Linked DNA regions of Homo sapiens: all the other regions are linked to region 3. A link is a contact called in ENCODE Hi-C or POLR2A ChIA-PET data. All regions are on one chromosome and are shown on one strand. The core of a region is the stretch at or near the end of the contact, and the rest is flanking DNA. Distances in the headings are between cores, read along the strand shown.

Region 1 (3,971 bases), core at 882-3,381, 140 kb before region 3:
GTTGCATATTTGAAAGCAATTCGTAAGCCCTATGGGTTTTTTGGAAAGCGCTTTTATGATTGTTGTAAGAAAATGTTCTCCATGTCAGTAACAAATGGCTGTCATGGAATTTTGGCAGCAAATGTTTCAGCCGTCCACATGAAATGGAGGAATATTTCTCCACTGAGATTAGTTTCTGTTATACTGTGTTACTGGAGAGAATGATAATGGAATTTCTCTTCTGGGCTTGTCATGGATAAAATATTGTATCCATTCTATCACATGAAAGGGAGGAGTAAGATTAGACAGTATTTAAAGAGAGTGGCTTCCAGGATGGAGTCTTCCAAGGAAAATGCAGGGTTCCTGGTGATGCTTTAAAAAGGGATCTTATTGGAAGGCAGCTCTGTCTCACCTCTCAGGACAGTGTTTTTACAGTAAACCTGGAGACATTTAGTGTTAAATGACAAAATGTCAAATAATATGGCCACAGATCCATAGATTCAGGTCGAATTCTCCCCCAAAAGAAAACAACATACTTATACAGGGACAAGCATGACCATACAATTAATATGTAATCATTATGAAGGTTTAAAAAGGGGATTAATTGTATTTAGCCAACAATGATGAAAGGTGACCCCAACATCTTGACTCTGGCTTGCTTTCTCTCCAACCTGGTGAACGCTTCATCTTAGAGGAGCACAGTAGGTCTGCACCGCCCTGTCCCAGACTAAGTGGGGGTGACTTTGGACACTGGGCATGTGGTTCTTGGAGAGATGACATGTCACAGCAGGCTCAGTTGGTTCCAGGTATATACACACATGTGCGTGTACATACACATGTACACGCACATGTGCACCTATACACACAAATATGTGCACATACACTTGTGTACACACATATACACACAAGTATGTGCACATATGCACATGCTCACACATCCACATATATACACAAATATATGCACATACACATATGCACATACACACACATCCACACATATACTCACAAATATGTGCACTTACACATGTACACACATATACTCACAAGTATGTGCACATATGCACTTGCACACACTCATGCACACATGTACACACAAGAATTGCACATAGCCACATGCACACACTCATGCACACATGTACACACAAGTATTGCACATAGCCACATGCACACACTCATGCACACATGTACACACAAGTATTGCACATAGCCACATGCACACACTAATGCACACATGTACACACAAGTATTGCACTTAGCCACATGCACACAAAGACAGGCAGGCCATTTCATGCCACCTTCTTCTAGACTGTCAAGGACACAGTTATTTTTTTTTCATCCAGTTTGGCTTCTTCATCAAAATATTTTTAACAAAAAATTCATGATTCATCTTTTTTAAGTTTCTTTTTTTAAAAAAATTTCAGTTCCCCATTCACTTTAATCTGGTGATTTTTCAGAAACGAATGAACTAGCCACACTGCATCTCCTCTCATGCCAATTGTCCTTGGAGTCTTTTTTTTTTTTTAGAGAAGGAGTCTCACTTTGTCTCCCAGGCTGGAGTACAATGGCACAATCTCGGCTCACTGCAACCTCCGCCTCCTGGGTTCAAGTGATTCTCCTGCCTCAACCTCCCGAGTAGCTGCGATTACAGGCACATGCAGTGATGCCTGACTAATTCTTGTATTTTTAGTAGAGATGAGGTTTCACCATGTTGGCCAGGCTGGTCTCGAATCCCTGACCTCAAGTGATCTGCCCGCCTGGACCTCCCAAAGTGCTGGGATTACAGGCGTGAGCCACCGCGCCCAGCAGTCCTTGGAGTCTTTGATCTGTGCACTAAAGAACTGGCAAAGCCAATAATGTTCTCTCTCCCTTTGAGGATAAGAATTCTTTGGTCCACCCAGAATTTGTGTGGTCTTGCAGCTTCTAAAAACAAGTGGGAGGAAGAACAATGAAAACCTAGACACTGCTGTTTACCAAGTGTTCTTTGAATAGCATCCTGATTGGCTGCACACTGGTTTAACTTTCCCTCTTTGAAACTTCTGCTTCTGAATCACCAAAATAACAACCCGAACTTGGTGTTCTAGGGCCCAGCAGCAGCCTGAAGCCCTGGCCACTGTCTGTTCCCCTTCTTATTCCACATTTCTCTGTCTCCCTCACACCATCTGCTGAACTCGAGTCTGAGGGGACACTTATTTCTAAACCCAAGTCATGTCTATGGTAACAGAAGAAGCTGAGCAGGGGCCAGCTGAAGCTGTTGTCACTCATTCCTCTCAAGGCTGGGGTCCCTCATCTCCCTGTCCTACCTTCTATGGGTGTAAGGTTGCAACTCAGGCCCACATGGAGGTCTGTGGAATAATCTTGGATGTCCTCCTCCAACCCTCAGCTGTCAGGTGGCCTGAGCTGCTCCAGGCCAGTGGTTCTCAACCTTGACAGCCCGCTATAATCCCAATGTCCAAGCCACACCAAGACAGGGACAGGACACATGTGTCTGCACTTTGTTGTCAGCGTCTACACATGCCAGCTCTGGAGTCAGACAGGCCTAACTTTAAATTCATGCTCTGTCACTTCTGAGCAAGCAGCAACTTCTGTCATGATGCAATTATTCTCTATGAAAGTGGTTCTACCACCTTAAAAATGGAAAGATTAACTCACGAGTTTATAAATAACAAGGCTTAAAACAATCCAAAATATAAAAAACCGAAAATGAGAGAGAATGGATGGGGAGATATATTTTAAAATACCAGTGTATGTAAGCGGGGTTTCCATAAATTCAATCTAACCATGGACATATTCAAAGGCACATGGACTTGTAGGAACATTTTCTAGAAAGTTTAAGTGCAGAATACGTGAAGCCTGTCAGAAAGTTTAACAGCACACACACAAACACAACAAAACATACTTGTTGTTTTCACTGGGTTTTTGACAAAATCATTTTGGGCAAGGCGTGAAGGTGACATGGGGCAGACAGAAAACAAAATTGCTCTGTTCCACGGTTTTTAAATCTTCTTCACCAGAGAGAATAACCTCCCCAATTGGGAGAGGTGAGGTTAACCTGTTCACATGGGCTGGATCAGGGCTTGCACGTCAATGTTTCCAGAAACACAAGGCCCTGTGCTGCCTCGGGAACCTCCACGTGTGCAGGAAACTGACGATTCTTTGGGAAAGGAAGAAGTGCCACAGACTGGCTGTTTTCCTGATTTTCACGGAGAAATTCTGGTGTTGAGCCTGGACAAAATTCTACAGCAGTTTATGACGCACATACAATAATTTATTGAGGTTTGCAAAAAACAGAAGGTTTTGCTAAGAATGTATGTAGAATGATCACTCTTTTGAGATCGCAATACCAGGCATGCAGCATCATCTCTCCTTCTTTTTTTTTTTTTTTTGTTTTGTTTTGAGATGGTCTCGCTCTGTCACCCAGACTGGAGTGCACTGGTGCGATCTCAGCTCACCGCAACCTCCGCCTCCGAGGTTCCAGCCACTCTCCCACCTCAGCCTCCCCAGCAACTGGGATTACAGGAGCATGCCACTATGCCTGGCTTTTTTTTTTTTTTTTTGAAGCGGCACTTTTTTTTTTTAGTAGACGGAGGGTTTCACCATGTTGGCCAGGCTGGTCTCCAACTCCTGACCTCAAGTGATCGCCGGCTTTGGCCTCCCAAAATGCTGGGACTACAGGCGTGAGCCACTGCGCCTGGCCAACATCATCTGGTAAGCATATTTTTCTTAGATCCTACATGGTGGTTAGCTCAGATTCAAGGCATATGGGCGTGGTGCCTGGCCGCCCTCTGTTGGCAGAAACCAGTGAGAGGGAAGGAAGAGGCTCTGTTGGAGTGACATGGATCTTACAATCCCAGGGTGACCCCTGCCTGGAGGCTGCCTTGTGTCAAAGTGCTCTGATTTGGTTCGGGTACAGGGTACCATGAGTGTCCGGGATGGCAATGACTAGGCTATCACAGCAGGGCAATCTCCAGAGGAAAGTGTCTCAGGAAGGAGAT
Region 2 (4,009 bases), core at 788-3,287, 200 kb after region 3:
TGCGAAGCAAGCAGAGTGGGGCCTCTGTGTTTTCCTGCTTTTAATAGAGTAGCTTATCTCTGCCCCATTGTCCTCAGCCTGTAATTTGTAAACTTGCTTCTGCTGATTGTCGTTGGCTGTGAAATCGACTCCTGCTGGAAACGGTTGACAGAACTTCTGTCTGCCTTTGACAAGCAGCTAACTCATTAAGCGACTAGTTTCTTTTTAATTCAAAATCATAATTCAACAACGGAACAATCTCAAAAAATGACTTGAAAATTCAGAAAGTAGTTTGATTTTTTAAAAAAACCTGTATATATTTTATGTACTGGAGGAAGGAGCAGGGAATTGTTTATTTAAATTTTGTTTTTCTCAGAAGGAAGTAACAGTAAAGTTGGTGTAGTTTTCAAATCCCTCATAGAGGAAAAATTTAAACAAATGGTTTAATATTACTCAATAGGTCAGTCTATTTACATTGCTATTAACAGTTATCAGCAGACTTAATACAATTTTAAGAGATTTAACAAACAGTTGGAAATTATTAATTTGAACAAGTTTAAAAATCAGTTTTACAGATGTATAACTGATGTTAGAATAACTAACAAAGATTCAATTATATGTGTATAGAATACAATTTTCTTAAGTATATAAAACATTTATAAGAGGAATATATGTAAGACATTTTATGCCCATATCATGGGCAATTTTCAGTTCAATATAACAGATATTTAAGATACCTTTAGCTCAAAGTTTTATTAATTAGAATAAAAAAGTTAAAATGTGTTTAATATTAAATGCCATCATTAATTCAACCAATTTAGTACATATTGCTGAAAACTGTTGAGTAAATATACTAATTGTTTTGCAATTCTGTACAACTTCACTGAGGTCTCTTAAACTTTTGACCTTCTTCATTTTCTTCAAAGACTATAAATCATGATATTTTTTAGTAATCTTTAAATTATTACTTAATCTTTTTAAATTTAATCCAATAGCAAGAATGTTTTCTGAGGCGGCAAATGAAAAAGAACTGGGTGATATGCACATTTACTGAAACAAAGATGAATAAACCCAGTGGCTTCCCTACACAAGATAATAATCTAGTCTGCAGAAATTGGCAACCTAATATAAAATAGAGCTGATGATAATTTCACCATAGGGATTTCAATGTTTTGTGACTATCTATCTATAATTCTAAACATTTTTTGACCACAGTCAAGGGGACAATAAGACCTGGTTTTAGAAATCGTTCTTACACATAATGAAAACTTGTTTGACATCCATTGAGGGAGCATTTATTAACCGCCTCTGGATGAGGTGGAGACTGGCGCTGGGATGTAGGTAGGACGGTGACAAGTGTGGTCCTATCACATGAAGGACAGTCATACAGAGGAAGGGTGAGATCCAGTGCCAGCATCTCAACACCATATGTAACACTTCCTCCTCTGCTCCAAACCAAGAAACAACCGCCCAGCTTCCTTCTCAGGAATCTCATCCATGTGTCTCAGACAGAGGGATCAGGTGTTGCTGAGGAGGAGGGATACACAAAATTCAAACACAGATGCATTTAATCCTTCTCAAAGCCTTTCCTATGAGTACGTATTGTATGACAGCTGGTTGTCCTCAAGAGCTACTCTAGAAACCGTCTTTGGATCTCAGAAACTACTAGGGATCCAGCCGGCCCCATTCTCCCCTGCTACCCTCCTGCAGACGTACATCCTTGGATAAGACACTTAGTTTTCCCTGGACTGAGGGTGATGTAGTACTTACCTCATTTCATTAAACTGATGACTTACTGATACAGCATCAAAAACAGAAGCCACTGCAGTGAACCTTTCTTAGTCCTGGGTGGAGAGCCGTGCATTGTACGTGGGTTAGCTCCTTTTGTCCTCAGAATAATCCATGAAGTAGATAGTAGCATCATCCTCATTTTAGGTTGGCAGCTGGAGTTCACATGGCTTAAATAAATAATGTGCCCCAGACTGCACCACGCGCGAGTGAGCAAGCGGAACCCCACCAGGGCGGCCTCTCTCTTGGTCTTGGAGTGTCACTGTTACTGCCATTCAGAGGGTACAGGACAAGCCCTGGGAGCATCCTTGGGGCACAGCAGCTGCTCAGAAGAATCCTTGTAATCCCGTCCTCTGAATGAGGGATTACTGGAGCAGTTCAGGACGGGCAGGAGGACTTCTGAACAGGTGTTGGTCTGAGCCAGGGAACCTTGGGAGCACTTTAGGAAAACCCTGGAATATCACTTTTTTGTTTGTTTGGTTTTTATTTTTTTTCTTTTTTTTTTGTTTTTCTGAGACATGGTCTTGCTATGTTGCCATGGCTGGAGTTCAGTGGTGCAATCACAGCTCACTGCAACCTCAACCTCCAGGGCTCAAGTGATCCTCCAGCCTCAGCCTCCCAAGTGGCTGGGACTAGGGGTGGATGCCACGATGCCTGGCTAAATTTTAAATTTTTTTGTAGAGACAAGGTCACACTATGTTGCCCAGGCTGGTCTCAAACTCCTAGGCTCAAGTGATCCTTCCACCTCAGCCTCCCAAAGTGCTGGGATTACAGGTGTGAGCCACCACACCCGGTTACTTCAAAATATTTGACAGCACCTGTGCCCACGACATCTTAGGGCACCACCCCCCTGACAGACTCCCTGATACAGGCATGAGATGTCTAAGGGTTTATTTTCCACCTGCCAGCTGTGTGATAGTCTAGCTTTCCAGGAACGCGGCCTCCCGTCGGGATGTTGTGTGTCTTTTCTAAACTGTTCCATTCATGTCAGCTCTGGTTGTCTACAGACCTTTATTTTTCTGCCTCTATAAAGATTCTGTCTTTCCCAGTGGGATTCTCAGAAAATGTCTTCTCTTTTTCAAGACTAGCCAGACACTGCCTTCAGAAAAAAATCTCCTTTCAATTGATTTCAAATAATGCTTTATACTTTGATAAGCATCTTTAAAAGAAAGACATAAACTTGCCTCCAGGCTCTGCAATATTAGCCAGTGTTTAGAGAATAAAGATACTGACAGAAAGAGTTTTGTATTTCAGTGATGGTCTATTACATTTCCTTAAACATCATCCTCGTCCACTTGATGAATGGTAAGATATTTTCATCTCTTTCATTTCATAAGCTATTACCGTTGAATAAAGTTAAAGCACTGAACAAAAAGACAGGATACGTGGCTGTGGTCTTCATCCTGAAGAAAGTGATTAACCATAGGACACCTTGAAATTTAAATCTCTGTCTCTTCACTCATAAAATGGGAGTTATAGTACATGAACTTCTTCACAGAGTAATTGTAGGGAAAACGATTAGTTCACATAAAAGTTATGAAAATGGAGACACTATCACCAAACTGTTATATATGAAACTCCTTTCTTTCTCTTTTCTGTTTCTGTTTTATTTTTGCTGTTTTTGAGATAGGGTTTCACTCTGTTGCCCAGGCTGGAGTGCAGTGGTGTGATCTCAGCTCACTGCAAACTCTGTCTCCTGGGCTCAAACCCTCCTACCTCAGCCTCCTGAGTAGCTGAGACTGCAGGAATACACCATCTTGTCCAGCTAATTTTTTGTAGAGACAGGGATTCACATATTGCTAGGGCTGGTCTTGAACTCCTGGACTCAAGCGATCTGCCTGCCTCAGCCTCTTAAGTGTTAGGATTAGAGGCATGAGCCACCACCCCCGGCCGTTCCTTAATTTTTGAGGAAATTGGCTGTCTGGTCATTTTACTGTAATTACAAATTCATTCTCATACTTCCATTGCCTTATACCTTTGCTGAGCAGACATTTAGTAAGTGCTTACTAAACAAAATGAAGCTGTTTTATTTCTATGGTATGTCGTGACTTTTCAGATGCACCCAAGCAACCTAAAACTGCTCCAACTACAATTTCTCCCAAAGCATACATTTAATTCAGGTTAAATTGGATATAAGAACAAATATGAGACTTAATTTTTAACATCCAGAATTCTTCATGCTGTTACATAAGTTCATGGCAGTATCATTAGGGCACCAACAAGAGGGGTGCAAATTACAGAT
Region 3 (4,004 bases), core at 1,204-3,703:
ATTCAGAAAACATTTCGAATACGTCAGCGAAATTCTGTAATACTTCAAACTTTCTCAAAGCCTACATTTTAAAAAGTTGTCAATAATAGGTTGGATGATACACTTACTGCATTCTGTTAACTATGTATTAATTGTATAAACTAATAAAAAAATTTCATCTATCTTATTAGGATAGGAATTTCAAATCAAACTGCATATTTTTATTTGCTAAATATAAAATTGTATATGTGTGTTATTGGGATCAGCCTTGTACAAATAGTAATTATAATGACAATCCAATATAGAAAAATGTAACACTTAGAGCTGCATGGGCAAAATTAAAATATTTTGCTTTCAATTTATGTATTTCCTTCACAGAAGGAATTACGAAACAATCAATAAGAATGTTTTGAGTAAAGATTACATTAAGATAAAACCTATGGAGAAATAAAATTGGAATACAAGTTCAAAGAGAAAAAGGAACAATGTCCAATTTCCTGTAATTGAAGAGCTTGTTTGTGTTTTTCTTTTAATAGGTGGTGGTCAGTATCAAATCACTTCGTTATTGACATTTCACTGACTACATTTCGTAGAACAAGTTCATAGTTTCATTTTTATCTGTCCATAGTATCCTGAAATTTGCATCATTTGCAACTATTTCAGCATATGAAGAAAAATTTTGTATGTCCGTTAAAAATGACTGAGAGTTTGCATTTTGCAAAACAACAGGATACAACAGTGACAAACATTTGGAGATCAATGTTCTAAAGCATCCTGAAACATCCTTTCTCCCACAAAATTACCTGAAAATTCACATACTTTTTATTCATTTGAATAGCTTTGTCACTTTTCTCAAAATAGTGATCAATGAGAAATTCGCTTTATTATATGTTTCTATGATGGACTATGTATTATTTTGTTGAATTAAATAACAATTCATCACCATTTTAAATGATTTTCTTTCTTGAAGCTATTATTTCTGATGAAGTTCACTTTGTTTGGATTTAGAAAATCCACTCGGAGGGAATGTTTACCTTTCCTTTAATAATATGCTTTATACACGTTTTAACAGTAATCTTACAGCATTTTACAAATATGTATTTATTTATTCATTCATTCATTTATTTAATTATTTTAGAGACAGTGTCTCTATCATCCAGGCTGGAGTGCAGTGGCAAAATCTCAACTCACTGCAACTTCCTCCTCCCAGGTTCAAGCGATTCTCCTACCTCAGCCTCCAGAGTAGCTGGGATCACAGGCGTGCACCACCACACCCCACTAATTTTTGTATTTTTAGTAGAGATCAGGTGTCACCATGTTGGCCGGACTAGTCTTGAACTCCTGATCTCAAGTGATCCGCTTGCCTAGGCCTCCCAAAGTGCTGGGATTATAGGAGTGAGCCACCGCGCCTGGCCTAAAAATGGCATTCTTAGCATCTAGTAATCTTACAACATTTTAACAGACACACACACACATACACACACACTTAAGGACCTTTAGCTTTTAGCACATTAGAAATATATTAGGAGTTATTTTAAATATTAGCTTCATTAGACATACAAAATAAAAGAAATAAAATTACAGTAGATAATTGAAACTTGTAGTACATAGCGCGTAGATGTAACCATCTGGACTCAAACTGGGAGGAGCAAAATATAATCTTAACTGATACGTTCTGTTCTGAACAGATGTTTCCAACCCCACATGGAGGATGTGAATCTCTTAAAATAACACATTTCCAGGAGCAACATTAGAATTATCAGCAACACATTGCTGCTCACTAACCCTAAAGAAAGAGTAAATACAGACAGAATTTCATAAGTGCCTTCAAGATGGGAGAGGATTGTAATTTACTCTTCAGGATATTTTGCTATATGTGATAAGTGCCCAGTAAATATGTGTAAATGCAGCTGTACCCACAATTCTGTTCAGAAGTTTCCATATCCTGAAACTAAGGCAGGTCATGTGTGCATGTGGGTATGTGCTAACCATTCTAAATCAAAGGCGTGTCACCCCTGCCGAAGCCCTCGCTGTCAAGAACTCTCAGCATTCCTTCTCTCGGTTGAAATCCGGGACTAACGTTTCCTCTATTCAGAAACATTCAGTTCTTTCTTGCCCGTGCATGGCTAAGTGATCTTGTCCTTCAGATGAGATCCTGCATCCAGCTCCTTTGCCTGCATGTAACTTTTTCTTGCTTCCGGTGTGACGAATAAACCAGCAGTCATCTTGCTTTTAACCATCACCCAGAGTATTTAAAAGGGAAAAGTGGGAGGCGTCAAAAAAACAGGGGGACATGAAAGACATAGGACAAAAGTAATCATGGATAAAGACTTCCATCTGCTGCACGTGAAACAGTGTCTGTTTACTCTGGACTTTGATGGGTGCCTGTTCTCTACAGCAGGAATGAAGCAAAAAGTGAAACCATAATTCCTCCCCAGAGTGACAGCATTCTGGCCTGGGGAGCCGAAGTGTGCACATGAATCAGTCGCCGTTTCAGGCTAACATGACTGGAGAAGCAGACAGCACCTGGAGACCGGGTCTGGAAAGTGAACCCCACACTAAGTGTACTGAAGTGTGCAAGGGTCTTGGATGGAAAACTAGAATCCCTATTTTTAAAAAAAATCATGGGCATCTAAGGAAAAGAAAATACAGGCTCCAAGTTTTTGAATTAAAGGGGCTTTAGAGCCTGCTAAGCTGACTGACTTGATTCATCCAGAGGTCAGGTGATGTTAAGTGGCATGTCCACAGTGGAGACGCCAGACTCTGATAGGAACCCACTTCTTCGGATCCTTCTAACTTCCCTATGGGGTGAGGCGGGGAGTGAGGAGTTAAGATTGGGAAGCTCAGATGAAACTCTACAATCTAAAAGAGGATTCATTAAAGAATATGGGCCAAAGGGTTCAAAATCTATCACTTTCTCAAAACACAGTGATAATTTATTGCAGAAATAGGCTGAGAAAAATTAGGGTTCAAATGGAAAATCAGAGAGCATTTAGGAGAACATTAGAGGCCCAAACCAAAATGGGCTTTGTTTTGTTTAATTTGGTTATGTTTTGCAATGAGCAAAGTGCTCGGAAAAGGGCCCCATCCTTGAAGTAGGGGGAGAAAGGGCCTTGGGGAGGGTTGGAGGATAGAGGGACGAGAACAGGACGGGGGCGGCAAGGACAGGCAGGGACTCTGCCCCAGGGAGAAGCTTATTCGACGCAATTCCGCACAGTGGGCCCGGGTTGTGTGTCGACCAAGTCGCCCATCGCTCAAGAATCCTTAGTGCAGTGAGCGAGCATAGGGCCTTCAAACTGCTGTCCAGGGGACATTCCTAGTGTGAGGCCAGGCGGGTCCCAATACGAAGGAGAAGAGGGGCTCTGTGTTCCAGGAGCAGGTCTTTGGAGGAGAAAGTCCAGAGATCCTTGCGCAGTGAGAGCAGGTGCCCTTGTGCAGGGAGTCATAGGCTTGGGCTGGTCCAGAGATTTGGGGACAACCCCAGGGCCACTCATCTTTCCAAGGAGGGTCTATTTGTCTACGCCAGATCCTTAGAGCAATACTTCTGTCTCAGAACCTCTTCTCAATCCATCCGTGCTCCATCTCTAAATCTGGCAGGTGGCCCTCAGCACACATCTGCCTCCTGCCTCCCAGGCCCACCCAGCTGTGAGAATTATCCTATGCTGTGTTCCAACAGAGCCCAGGACTTCGTCCTCGTCCTGAGGTCCTGGGGCAGGAGCGCTGTCCTGGCTCCACCAGAAACCATCTGGTGTGGGTGGAAGGGGAGTTACTCGGTATTCCCAGTGGCTATTACCTCCTGTGTAAAGTCAGGGTGAATTTCTAAGCCCTTCACTAACTTTCAGTTTTGATGCTATGACTAAGAGGACCTTTGTTTTGTTTCATTTGGTTTTTCAAAATGAGTTGTGTGTGAATTTTTTTACTATGCCAGAGTCCAAGCAGAAAAGAAACCAACAGAAGGAGGATCTTCTATGACGGCTTCTTGTTAACATTTAATGCAAATAGAGACCTTCTACGAGACTCAAGAC

The links. Hi-C counts contacts between places; a loop is a spot of excess contacts on that map. ChIA-PET counts read pairs that join two places held with the same protein, here RNA polymerase II (POLR2A). Pooled maps may share reads with other maps.
Region 1: a map with no recorded cell type shows a loop between it and region 3 (4-fold over the local background). The contact joins two enhancer-like sites. A Hi-C loop is called at or near these places in 9 of 37 single-sample maps with no recorded cell type and 7 of 50 pooled maps. POLR2A ChIA-PET finds 5 or more read pairs at or near these places in 1 of 52 experiments (activated T-cell).
Region 2: a map of naive thymus-derived CD4-positive, alpha-beta T cell shows a loop between it and region 3 (2.6-fold over the local background). The contact joins the promoter of LINC02639 here to the enhancer-like site in region 3. A Hi-C loop is called at or near these places in 1 of 168 maps with a recorded cell type or tissue (naive thymus-derived CD4-positive, alpha-beta T cell), 1 of 37 single-sample maps with no recorded cell type and 6 of 50 pooled maps.

The regions. Positions count from the first base shown.
Region 1 is chr10:4,174,168-4,178,138 of GRCh38, reverse strand. It overlaps LOC105376368 (a long non-coding RNA gene), which reads right to left. Exons shown (of 4, transcript XR_930587.4): 4 at 3,682-3,971. Among named protein-coding and RNA genes, the nearest start is that of LINC00702, 68 kb to the left of the region's middle. Within about 2 kb of position 2,131, at least 2 of the 41 ENCODE cell types and tissues checked have a DNase peak (open chromatin) inside an H3K27ac peak, as active enhancers do.
Region 2 is chr10:3,831,978-3,835,986 of GRCh38, reverse strand. LINC02639 (long intergenic non-protein coding RNA 2639) reads right to left here and starts at 2,037. Exons shown (of 2, transcript NR_134490.1): 1 at 1,750-2,037; 2 at 1,259-1,506.
Region 3 is chr10:4,033,425-4,037,428 of GRCh38, reverse strand. The region is part of intron 2 of LOC107984195 (a long non-coding RNA gene); the gene reads right to left. Among named protein-coding and RNA genes, the nearest start is that of MIR6078, 44 kb to the right of the region's middle. Within about 2 kb of position 2,453, at least 12 of the 41 ENCODE cell types and tissues checked have a DNase peak (open chromatin) inside an H3K27ac peak, as active enhancers do.